Linked DNA regions of Homo sapiens: region 2 is linked to region 1. The links are chromatin contacts, found by Hi-C or POLR2A ChIA-PET in ENCODE. All regions are on one chromosome and are shown on one strand. Each heading gives the region's core, a stretch centred on a gene start or an enhancer-like site at or near the end of the contact. The rest is flanking DNA. Distances are from core to core; before and after follow the strand shown.

Region 1 (6,234 bases), core at 1,282-3,781:
ACCTGAAGTAATCTGGTGTTAACCTATGAGTCTGAGTTTTATTATGCTGTTTCCTTGTTCCTGATCAAACTACCTTTATAAAAACAGATTTTTCTGCCTTGCCCAGCTTAGCATCTATTTTTAGATTAGATAACACCTGATTCAAGAATTGCAATAAAAGCCAGTTCAATCATTTAAATTTGTTGAAATTTTGTCTTTGACAATGCTATCTTAAAAGAAAGTCAGTATACTAAAACCACCAAATTGTACATTTTAAAAGGTTTAATCCTATGTGAGTTATATTTCAATTTTTAAAAAGTGGTTAAAAAATAAATATAGGCATGGCAGTATGTGTCTGTAGTCCCACCTTCTCAGGAGGCTGAGGCAGGAGGATCAATTGAGCCTAGGAATTTGAACCTATAGAGCACTATGATCACACCGTGAATAGCCACTGCACTTTAGCCCGCACAACACAGACTCTACCTTTAAAAGTAAAATAAAATAACAGTTAAAAGTTTTAAAAAGTGGGAAGCTAAAATGTAATTAGATACTATCCTTTTTTATGCAAGTGGATAGAGGCAGTAAAATTAATACTTTTTAATTAACAAAAAAACCTAGAAATTTTCAAGTTAACCTAAGATACTACCCAAAACCAAACAATATAATTAACGTTTTTTTAAAGACAAAAGAATGAATGTCTTAATTTCAAAGTAAAAACTGATTTCTGACTGCCCAGGAAAAACAAATAAAATGACTGACATCAAGTAAGAGAACAGAAAAGCAAGACGGGGGGAGAGTCTCTAAAATGAAAAGTTTTTCTGGATTCTTGGCCAGCTATTTTTAAAGGGAAATGATTTTCAAAATCCTTAGGAGTAATTTTAAGACAATTTTTAAAATAAAGGCTATGAAAGAACTGCTGGCTCTTTTGTTCCATTACTTAGTAAATTTAAAAAACTAGAAAATTGTTTTATGAATTACCAAGTGCTATCGTTTGAATGTTTGACCCTCGAAACCTCATACTGAAATTGATCCCCCCCGTCAGAGTGGGGCCTAATGGGAGGTATTTGGATCATGGAGATGTATCCCTCACAAATGGCTTGGTGTCATCCTCACAGTAGTGAGTTATTCTATCAGTTACTACAAGAATTCCAGCAAGAGTTCCCCTGAGAGCTAATTGTTAGAAAAGGACCCGACACCTTCTCCCTCTTTCTTGCTTCCTCCTCACCATGTTATCTCTACATGGTGGCTCCCCTTCACCTTGCACCATGAGTGGAAGTTTCTTGAGGCCCTAATCAGAAGCAAATGTTGCCGCCATGCTTCTTGTATTGTCTGCAGCACCGTGAGCCACATAAACCTCTTTATACGTTACCCTGCCTTAGGTATTGCTTTACAGCAACACAAAGATACCAAGTCTGTGTTTTATAAATTACCACATCAAAATAATATGCAGATCTAAGTAAATGAAATTGCCTCCAAGGTTATCTAAAGCCCTACAAGAGTGTTAAAGAAAAAAAAATTCATGACACTTATTAAAGATGGTAAGGAAGACTATTCAAGCGGGGCAGGATGGCGGGCGCTATTACAATGAGGTTTTTGTTATCAGGGGAACGAGATCAGGTTCAACTCCAAGTACAACAAGAAAAAGGGGGAATTTATAGACAGGGAGCACAGTGCAGGAGTAGGTGGATGGAAAATTGCCAAGAGAAAGCATCAAGGGTAAGGGGATTCTCTAGTTAAACAAACATAATGGGATTCTTGCTGAAGGCAGGTCAGGGTGATCTGATGTTACGTAGTGGATGGTGGAGGATGAGAATGTTGATCAGATTTTGAGGATGATCAGATATTAAGGTGGGAGATTCTGGCTAAACTGATTCAGCAGGATTCTTGCTAAAATTGGACACTTGGGGGACTTGCCCAAGGTCACAGAAGCCTGACTAAGTTTTCGTCAAGGGGAGACTCAGTAGCACAGATACAGCCCTAAAAAGGCACTATTACAGATATGGCTGTAAAAAGGCACTGTTTCTCTCATTAAGTTGGAAACCACAAGCAGGAAATGGTCTACAAACGCTGAGGTTTCCTTTCAGATCCTCCTTTCAATCCACGAGCTCAGCTGACCATGTCTTATGCAACTAAGAAAGTTTTTGTGGCAGGAACAAAAGTTAATTTAGGGATTAGGAGTATCCCAGTCTGGCTCCTGAGTCTTCTGCTACCTGAGTTATCTGTAACAAGGTCTTCAGGAAGACAAACTTATAAAGGTAAGCCACTTGGTACATTGTAAATATTCAACAAACATGAAGGCCTAATCTAAGAGCTGCAATCAGATCTGCGTGGGCACATCCCAGACTCAACTGGAGTAAGTGGAGGGGTCTAAAGAAGTGGTCTTCAAACTGGGGTACTCATAACTCTGGGGATATAAAGACCTTCCAAGGGTTCACAGGCATGGATAGCTTAAACAGAAGCAATGTTCAAATCCCCAGCTCCCACGTGTCCTCTCATAACACTGCTCTACAGAAGAGAAGTCTGCAGCGGCCTGTGGTTCCCTTTCCCACATCCTCTCTCGCAACCAAAGGCCCTGCAACCATTTTGTAAAAGAAAGGGAAGGCAAAGCCCCACTGGGACCTAAGCTTCCTGTGTGCTTGCTCCAGGGGTAAACACCTCTGGGCCACCAAGCAGAGGGACCAGGGAATGGAGATTTCGGGAGAGGTAGGGCAAGGTGAAGAAAGCCAAAGCAAGGCTCCATGCCTTTACCCTGATTTTCTCTCCCACCCTCCCCAACATTGTGTCTCTTACATTCAGAAGTGAGGTTGCACAGACATGCATGTAATCACATTTATTTTCAGTAAAAATAAATAAATAAAGTCAACTTTTTCCTGACAGAAACAGCCAGTGTAATTTGATGCAGATAATTTGCTCTATGAACAATTTCTGACCTGAGACAAATCTGAAACTCTGTGATTTTAAGGAAAAGGTATTTAAAGCACGAAGATAATACTGTTAAATAAAAATCACAAGAGGCCATTGTTTTGGACTAAGTTTCTGCACCAGGCCTCAACAGACCAGATAAAAAATCAGAATGGGATCACTCATACTAAAGTTCACTTCTACCAAACTCAAACTAAGTATTTATTTGACCTTCTGAGAAATCAGGAGAAAGAGGTAACAGCTGATTTTCCAAACAAGCCAGTTTAAATCTTCAATCAGTACGAAAAACTTCTACTTAAATCCTTACACATATAAACAGTTAAAAGTTTTAAAAAGTGGTAAGTTAAAATATAATTAGATACTATCCTTTTTTACGCAAGTAGATACAGAGGTAGTAAAACTAAAAATTTTTAATTAACAAAAAACCTAGAAATTGTCAACTTACCCAAAGATAGTACCCAAAACCGAACAATATAATTAACAATTTTTAAAGCCAAAAATGAGTGTCTTAGTTCCAAAGTAAAAACTGATTTCTGACTGCCCAGGAAAAACAAAATGACTGACATCAGGTAAGAGAACAGAAAAGCAAGAGAGAGGAAGATTCTCTAAAATGAAAAGGTTTTCTGGATTCTTGGCCAGCTACTTTTAAAAGGAAATGTTTTTCAAAATACTTAGGAGTAGTTTCAAGACAATTTATCTTTTTTTCTTTTTTTAAATAAAGGCTATGTAAGAACTGTTGGATCTTTTGTTTCATTACTTAGTAAATTTGAAAAAACACACACACACACAAAAGAAGTAGCCTGATGTTAACTAATCAGTTCTCTGTCTCTTTTTTTCTTTTTTCTTTTTTCTTTTTTTTTTAACAGGGGTTCTTGCTCTGTCACGCAGGCTGGAGTGCAGTGGCATGATCGTAGCTTGCTGTAGCCTAGAACTCTTGGCTTCAAGTGATCCTCCCACCTCAACCTCCTGGGTAGCTGGGATTATAGATGGGAGCCACATTTTTTTCTATTATTCTGCTTCCCTGTCCTGCCTTACAGAAAAGTAGCTGTGGAATGACTAATATCCTCTTTGCTCTCTTCGTTTCTGCTTTCTTCAGCCGTCCTCTGCCTACAAAGCTAACTCCTTCTGCTCAGCTCATCAGAACACTTATTATATTTTATGGAATGAAGTGTTGCCCAATTCTAGAACTACAATACAGCCAACTGAGCTATTTAAACTGTTTGTTGTAATTTTGTCTGTTGACAACATAAAATAGATCCTTTACACAATATGTTCATGTTGACTTGAAAATCTGCAAAGAGATACTAAGTTTTACAAGTCTTTTAAAGCTTTTGAGAGCAAAAACTTTGAAGACTATTGGTCTAAGGAACTTAACTGAAAGGTCTACACCAGCTTATACACACGATTTAATGACAAGCACAGGTCTTCTTAAGGAAAAGGTGATTTTGAATGGAGTTAGATTGTTCCCAGCCCAATCTTCAGGAAGCTGTGTCCCTGTCAGGGGAAAAATGGCTTACAAATAGTGCTGGTAAAAAACATGGAGCCACATCACCCAGATATCTGTGGGAAACATCTCAAACCAGCACAGTTTTCAGACAGACAAATGAGGGGTGAAGGACTAGCATCATTATAGTGCCTATGCCAAGAGCCACAGGGCACCAGAAATACCACAAGGTAGCCAGAGAGACCACAGAAATTCAAATCGCTGTCTGACAAACCTTGGGAACCTTCTGCATTAGTTGGGAGAAGTTGTGGGGAGCAGGATGCATGTGGTTCTAGCTCCCTCTATTTCATCCAATCTGTAGGATTAGCATCTCATTGCTGTTCTTGATAGCTCATTGGGCATGGCCTGGGGAAATGCAGGTAACACTTTAGATAAAATGTCTAGAAGTCATTGAATAGTCAATCCCTTTCTTCATTGTCTCCACCTCCAGCCTCCCTCTCTTCCCAATCAAATATGAGGAAACTGAGGCCCAACAAAGTTGAACTGTCAAAAGTTCTGAGGCAGTGCCTGGTCAAAATGAGAAAGGAACACAGACATTTCCATTTCTGTTTCTACTCAGCTCTCCTAATTTCAAGTCCAGAATTTTAGCCACAAACCAGACACTACTGCAAATAAACTCCCAGAAGGACATTACTTTGTATTTTTCTCAAGTTGATTTTTATGTCATTTGGCTAAGACACAGAATTGGATGTGGACAACAAGCTGCGTGTGAAGTTGTAACTCTTCCTGAATCACCAGGTGCACCACTCCACTTGGGCAGCAGCTCACCCATCAATAGGACAAGCCCTACTAGGAGATGGTGGCAGGGATTTGTCTGGATGCTGTGTGATCAACAACGACACAACAAGTACTGGTTTTCTTCCTTCATTCCCAGTCTAGTATACCTCCTCTTGATAGTGTCACCTGTTGTAGGGACTCTGGGAGATCCCTATGGGTAACAGAGGCCCCATTTGTAAAAGGAAAGAAAATTATTTATATTGAGAACTTCATCAAGAATTTTCAGTACTGCTTGGCAAAGTACAGATTAATTAACATGAATTTGTTAATTCATGTTATTAACATGAATAAGAAAGACCAACTATACAATCTCCAGCAGAAATTCTCATACAGACACTATACAAAATTTGAAGACGTACACTTCATGTGCTAAAAGATATTTGTAGACTTCTTTGTCAAGGACTCCTTTCTATGGGGTCCCGGGTTGTACCACATTTCTGCAAAGTTCACACTTCTAATCTAAATCAACGTTACTTGGCTCCCTTGTACACCAGTTTCTTCTAGACCTATAGGGTTACATACATTCTGCACAATTTGACAAAATCTTGTGAATCATTCTATTTCTCAAATTTTTGTTTCTGATCCAATCCAGCTCACAGCACCCTTTACAACTTAACATACTTCCAAGTATAACTTAGAAAGGGGATGGAAACTACAAGGATGGGGAGCTTCACACATTTCCCCCAGATAAGGCAGATATTGCTCATCAATTGCCACATTTGTTTCATGGATTCAGTTGAGGTTCAGTCTCAACTCTTCTCGTCCTAATACTCCAGGCAACACTGACAACTAATTAGAATTGACATCTAAATATCTCAATTAAAATCTATTTGCTTGGGTAAGCATATGCACAGAAGAAAAGAAAGAAAAAATCTATTTTCAACCCCAGGATTAGATTTAATCACTAAAAAATCTAGTTCTTGAGAGTTTTTTGTATTTGGGGTTTTTTTTTTTTTTTTTTTTTTGAAGATGAGGGCTCACTATTTTACCTTGAACTCCTGGGCTCAAGCAATCCTCCTGCCTCAGCATCCCAAATAATTGGGATTACAGGC
Region 2 (6,336 bases), core at 3,674-6,173, 180 kb before region 1:
CTATTCATATAGCCTGAAACCAACAAACTAATTTTGCTGCTAGCCTGCATTGGTCTCAACACTGCCCGATTTTAAGAAAACTGCAATGGCCAACAGTACGTCGCTCCACCTGTGCCTCACCAATGTATTTAACACTACCTGACAAAAGTCAGCAGGAGGGACAGTGACATGGTTTGGCTGTGTCCTCACCCAAATCTCATCTTCGGTTATACCTCCCATATTTCCTACATGTCATCGGAGGGCCCTGCTGGGAGGTCATTGAATCACAGGGGCGGGGGGAGGGGTGGTATTTCCCATGCTGTTCTCATGATGGTGAATAGGTCTCACAAGATCTGATGGTTTTATAAAGGGGAGTCCCCCTGCACACACCTGCCTGCCGCCATGTAAGACATGACTTTACTCTTCATCTGCCTTCCGCCATGACTGTGAGGCCTCCCCAGCAATGTGGAACTGTGAGTCAATTAAACCCTTTTCCTTTATAAATTACCCAGTCTTGGGTATGTCTTTATTAGCAGCATGAGAACAGACTAGTACAGTAAATTGGTACCAGAAGTGGGTGCTGCTGTAAAGATACCCGAAAATGTGAAAGTGACTTTGGAACTGGGTAACAGGCAGAGGTTGGAACAGTTTGGAGGGATCAGAAGAAGATAAGAAAATGTGGGTGGGAAAGTTTGGAACTTCCTAGAGACTTATTGAATGGCTATGACCAAAATGCTGATGTGATATGGACCATGGAAGTCCAAGCTGAGGTGGTCTCAGATGGAGATGAGGAACTTCTTGGGAAATAGAGTAAAGGTCACTCTTGCTATGCAAACAGACTGGTGGTATTTTGTCCCTGCACTAGAGATCTGTGGAACTTTGAACTTGAGAGAGATGATTTAGGGTATCTGGAGGAAGAAATTTCTAAGCAGCAAAGGGTTCAAGAGGAAGCAGAGCGTAAAAGTTTGGAAAATTTGCAGCCTGATGACACTGTAGAAAAGAAAAACCCATTTTCTGGGGAGAAATTCTAGCCACCAGCAGAAACCTGCATAAATAACAGGGAGCCAAATGTTAATTGCCAAGACAATGGGGAAAACGTCTCCAGGGCATGTCAGAGGTCTTCACGGCAGCCCCTCCCATCACAGACCCAGAGGCCTAGAAGGAAAAAATGGTTTCATGGGCCAGGCCCAGGTCTCCCCTGCTCTGTGCAGCCTAGGTACTTGGTGCCCTGCATCCCAGCCACTCCAGCTTTGGCAAAAATGGGCCAAGGTACAGCTTGGGCTGTTGCTTCAGAGTATGCAAGCCCCAAGCCTTGGCAGCTTCCACATGGTGTTAAGTCTGCAAATGCACAGAAGACAAGAATTAAAGTTTGGGGACCTCTGCCTAGATTTCAGAGGGTATATGGAAATGCCTGGATGTCCAGGCTTAAATTTGCTGCAGAGGGGGGTCCTCAGGGAGAAGCTCTGCCAGAGCAGTACAGAAGGTAAATGTGGGTTTGGAGCCCCCACACACAGTCCCCACTGGGGCACTGCCTGGTGGAGCTGTGCAAAGAGGGCCACTGTCCTCCAGACCCCAGAATGGTGGATCCACCAACAGCTTACACCTTATGTCTGGAAAAGCTGCACACATTCAATGCCAGCCCATGAAAGTAGCCAGGAGAGAGGCTGTACCCTGCAAAGTCACAGAGGTGGAGCTGCCCAGGACTATGGGAACCTACCTCTTGCATCAACCCAGATGTGAGATATGGAGTCAAAGGAGATCATTTGGAGCTTTAAGATTTGACTGCCCTGTTGGATTTCAGACTTGCATGGCACCTGCAGTCCCTTCATTTTGGCCAATTTCTCCAATTTTAATGGATGTATTTACCCATTGCCTGTACCCCCGTTTTATCTAGGAAGTAACTAACTTGCTTTTTATTTTACAGGCTAATAGGTGGAAAAGACTTGCCTTGTCTCAGAGAAGACTTTGGACTGTGGACTTCTGAGTTAATGCTGAAATGAGTTAAGACTTTGGGGGGCTGTTGGGAAGGCATAATTGGTTTTGGAATGTGAGGACATGAGATTTGGGAGGGGCCAGGGGCAGAATGATATGGTTTGGCTGTGTTCCCACCCAAATCTCATCTTCAATTGCAGCTCCCATAATTCCCAAGTGTTGTGGCAGGGACCCAGTGGGAGGTAATTAAATCATGGGAGCAGGTATTTCCCATGCTCTTCTTGTGGTAGTGGATAAGTCTCACAAGATCTGATGGTTTTATAAATGGGTATTCCCCTGCACATATTCTCTTGCCTGCTGCCATGTAAGATGTGACTTTGCTCTTCATTTGCCTTCAGTCATGATTGTGAGGCCTCCCCAGCCATATGGAACTGTGAATCAATTAAACCTGTTTCCTATATAAATTACCCACTCTCAGGTATGTTTTTATTAGCAGCGTGAGAACCAACTAATACAGACAGTATATTGGCAAATGAGAAAAATAAACAGAAAGCATATTAAAGTCAATTATTTCCTTAGTGGTTATATTAATATCAGACAAAGTAGACTTCTAGACAAGGAATATTAACAGAGATAAAGAGGGACATCCCATGATGATAAAGGGGTCAATTTATTAAGAATATATGGCAATCTTAAATATATTTGCACCTAATAACAGATCTTTAAACTGCATGAAGCAAAAATTCACAGAACTAAAGAGAAAAAGAGACAAATCCATAGAGTTTGAGATTTTTAACCATCCTTCTTTCAGTCATTAATACAATAAATAGAGAAAATCAATAAGAATATTGAAGATTTGCTTAATGCTATCAACCAACTTTATCTATTTGATATTTATATAACAGAACAACCAACACCCTGCATAAAATACTTTTTTCAAAGGCATATGGAACAATTATCTAGCAGGATCATGTGATGAGATATAAATCAAATCTCAAGAATTGGAAGAACTTAATCATACAGAATATTACCACGACTATAACAGAATTAAGATAGAAATCAGTTACCAAAAGATACATGGAAAACCTCAGAATCTGGAAATTAAAAAACCTACTTCTAAATAATCTATTAGTCAAACAAGCAATCTATATAATTCAAGCAAATTGCTTCACTTGAATTATATATATAATTCAAAGCAAAATGAATATATTCAAAAGAATATAATTCAAGCAAAATGCGAATGAAATCAAATTTTGTAGAATGCAGTCAAAATTGCACTTAGAGGGCAATTTCTAGCTTTAAATGCTTATATTAGAAAATAAGAAAGATTTATAAATAACAATCTAAGCCTCTAAATAAAGAAGCTGGGAAAAGAAAAGCTAATTAATTTAAATTAATTAGAAAAAAGAAAACATTAACGAATGGAAAACAATAAAATGAGAAACAGGAAATGGACAAAATAAAAGAGCTAAAAAAATAGATTTTGAAAAAAAATTTTAAGGTGATAAACCCTGTGAAGACTGATCAAGTAAAGAAAGAGAGAAAAAACCCTCACAAATTACCAATATCACGAATAGAATAGGGACATTATGACAGACCCTATAGACCTCAAAAGACTAATAAGGGAATATCATGAAAAACTTTATGCTGATTAAGTTGCCAATTTCAATAAAATAGAGAAAATCCACTAATAATATAAATTGTGAAAAATTATGCAAGAAGTAATAGAACATATGAATAGCCCTATAACTGTTAAGGATGTTTAACTTATTTAAATTTTTCCACAAAGAAACATCAAGGCTAAGATGGTCCCATTCATGACTTCTATCAAACATTTAAAGAAGAATAAATATCAATTTTATACAAACTCTTTGAGAAAATAAAGTAGGAGGAACTTTCCCAATGCATTTTATGGGAACAAGATAAACCTGGTGTTAAAACCGGACAAGGACATTACAAGAAAAGTATATAAAAATAACTCCCTTGAATAAAAATACAAAACTCTTTAACATAATACTAGTAAATCAAATCTAGCATATAGAGAGTATAGTGCATCATGACAAGTAGGCTCTTTCCTCTGAAGGCAAGATTAGTTTAACAATCAAAACTCAATCAATGTGTGTAGGCCAGGTGTGGTGGTTCACACCTGTAATCGCGGTACTTTGGGAGGCAGTGAGGGCAGATCGCTTAAACCCAGGAGTTTGAGACCAGTCTGGGAAACATGGAGAAACCCTGTCTCTACAAAAAATACAAAAATTATCCAGGTGTAGTGGCATGTGCCTGTAATCAAGCTACTTGGGAGGCTGAGGTAGGGGGTTCACCTGAGCCTGGGAAGGTCAAGGGTGCAGTGAGCCATGATTGCACCACTGCACTCCAGCCCAGGTGACAGAGTAAGAGCCAATCTCAAAAAAATAAAAATAAAAAATTTAAAAAATCCAGTTAATGTGTCAATTAAAATTAAGGCTTTTCAGATAAAAATAATTTAATTCAGGTTCCTCCAAAGCCAAATGTGAGGATAAACTTGAGAAAACACACCATCAAAGTTAAGAGTGTTTTGAAGTCTGTTGGAAAACTTTTATAGGAGAGATTAGGAGAAGGGAGGGGGACTCCTCATACTGGATTTTCTTTTCATTGGAGGGTGCAATATAGAGGTTTACAATCACTGGATACAGATTGCAATGTACAGGCTAAAATGTCTGCATGCAAAACAATTAGTAAAACTTTATAATTCAAAAATGAGTCAGCATCCTTTTCAGTGTCAGTAGGCTATGCATTAATCAGTACATCAACAATTTGAGGAACTCAAGACAAGACTCTTTACTCAAGAAGAAGGTGTCATCATGAATCACAAGACTTTCCCAAGGCAGATTAATTTGAAAGCCTGTTTTCTTTTAAACTGTCAAAGTGACGTCTGGTTTTTATTTCCCGTTTTTGATCCAAAATCTTCCCATAGAAGCATTGATGATCAATCTCTGCTTAGGTTACAGTGATAGACTTGCTTCATTCCTTGGTGCTAGGAAAGCTCATTCTCAGAAAGTCATATCCTTCAGTGGGGGCAAAGAACCTTGTTACTGCAGGTAAGGCAGATTGCTAGGAATGTAGGTCATGGACACAAGACTACATGCTATTCTCCTGAATAATGAATCATTGCCAGTTGCTGGGTGACCATGATTTTGGCTTTAGACATTGATCTAAAGCAAGCAGAAATGAAAATAATGAGTAACTTAATAGTCAGGAAAATGACAACTATGTTTATATTTATGGTTATGGTTATAATAATAACAACTTGAAGACCAGTACAAAATAAAGGAGTTAGTCCTGAGTGTAACCAACTAAATAAGATATCAATTTATAGCTGCTCTCACTTGTTGAATCATCTCTAATCTTTAGAATTGCATGATTTTTGTTTTCTTGGAAGAAGTAAAACAATGAGACATACATAGTATTAATAATTTACATAGTGCAAAAAATTCACATAAGGATTAGAATTAAAAGGAGAATTTGTATGCCAGAATGGAAAAAAGAGAGCCTATACCATTAGGGAGCCAACTAAAATCATCAAGAAGAAAATCAACTTCAAGTTCTTCTTTAGAGACATGTTATAACCAGGAGATAATCCAGTATTCAGTCCAAAAAAAGGGCAAATTTTTAAAACTCAAAAACAACAGTCAGGGCTAGAGTCTAATAACAGGTATACTATAGTTATCTTCTGAAACATGATAGTTCTCTCTCCAGTCCCTTTTTCTACCAAAGAAAAATCACAGTGAGACCAATTTGTTCGCCATATAAGTTTTAGTCAGATTGTATTTGCCTTGGTTATTCGTGTAAAGTACAGCAAGAATAGTGATTGGCCATAGAGACTCCTTTTAAATTAGCTTTGCTGTAACTTTTTTTATAACAGATTTTGGGTTGGACTTTTAAAAGCCTCTTGAGCCTAAGTAGCCAACCCAAGGATTCACTATCAGACGGTGCTTGTAATACCAGCACAGATTAGGTGACTTCCCCTCTTCTTGAGGTCCCCAGAATATCTTGAGGTTCCCAAACCTGTCCAAAAGTAACATTCTTTACTTACCACAAGGTCAGAAACCTTGTAAGGAAATTGTGTAGACAAAGTATTAGGCCCATATTTTTCCAAGTCTATTAGCTTCAATCTCAATTCCTTAAAGCAATTTTGTCCTATTTGAAAATATGACGTTCTAGTTAAAGCTTTGGAAAAATAACCAGTGTTTCCACTGTATCCTGTTACCAAAAAAATAAAGATTCTTATTGAACTTATACAAATAACTACATTGTCATAAAACAAGAATGCTTAGGAATAATTTCCAGATTCTGGATAATTCAAGTAGAGAGAGAAAGGTAAATGTTTCAGTTTTGCTTATAGAAGTATATTTTACCCAATTACTGTAAAATATAAATAGCTCAAAA

What was found. A loop is a pair of places that touch in the nucleus more often than their neighbours do. ChIA-PET counts read pairs that join two places held with the same protein, here RNA polymerase II (POLR2A). Pooled maps may share reads with other maps.
Region 2: a loop to region 1 is called in a pooled map, with 2.3 times the contacts of the local background. The contact joins two enhancer-like sites. A Hi-C loop is called at or near these places in 8 of 37 single-sample maps with no recorded cell type and 4 of 50 pooled maps. POLR2A ChIA-PET finds 5 or more read pairs at or near these places in 2 of 52 experiments (MCF 10A and activated T-cell).

The regions. Positions count from the first base shown.
Region 1 is chr1:185,335,193-185,341,426 of GRCh38, reverse strand. All of the region lies in intron 1 of CBSLR (CBS mRNA stabilizing lncRNA), which reads right to left. Among named protein-coding and RNA genes, the nearest start is that of CBSLR, 21 kb to the right of the region's middle. Within about 2 kb of position 2,531, at least 12 of the 41 ENCODE cell types and tissues checked have a DNase peak (open chromatin) inside an H3K27ac peak, as active enhancers do.
Region 2 is chr1:185,519,123-185,525,458 of GRCh38, reverse strand. The region is part of intron 1 of LOC107985239 (a long non-coding RNA gene); the gene reads right to left. Among named protein-coding and RNA genes, the nearest start is that of LINC01350, 110 kb to the left of the region's middle. Within about 2 kb of position 4,923, at least 3 of the 41 ENCODE cell types and tissues checked have a DNase peak (open chromatin) inside an H3K27ac peak, as active enhancers do.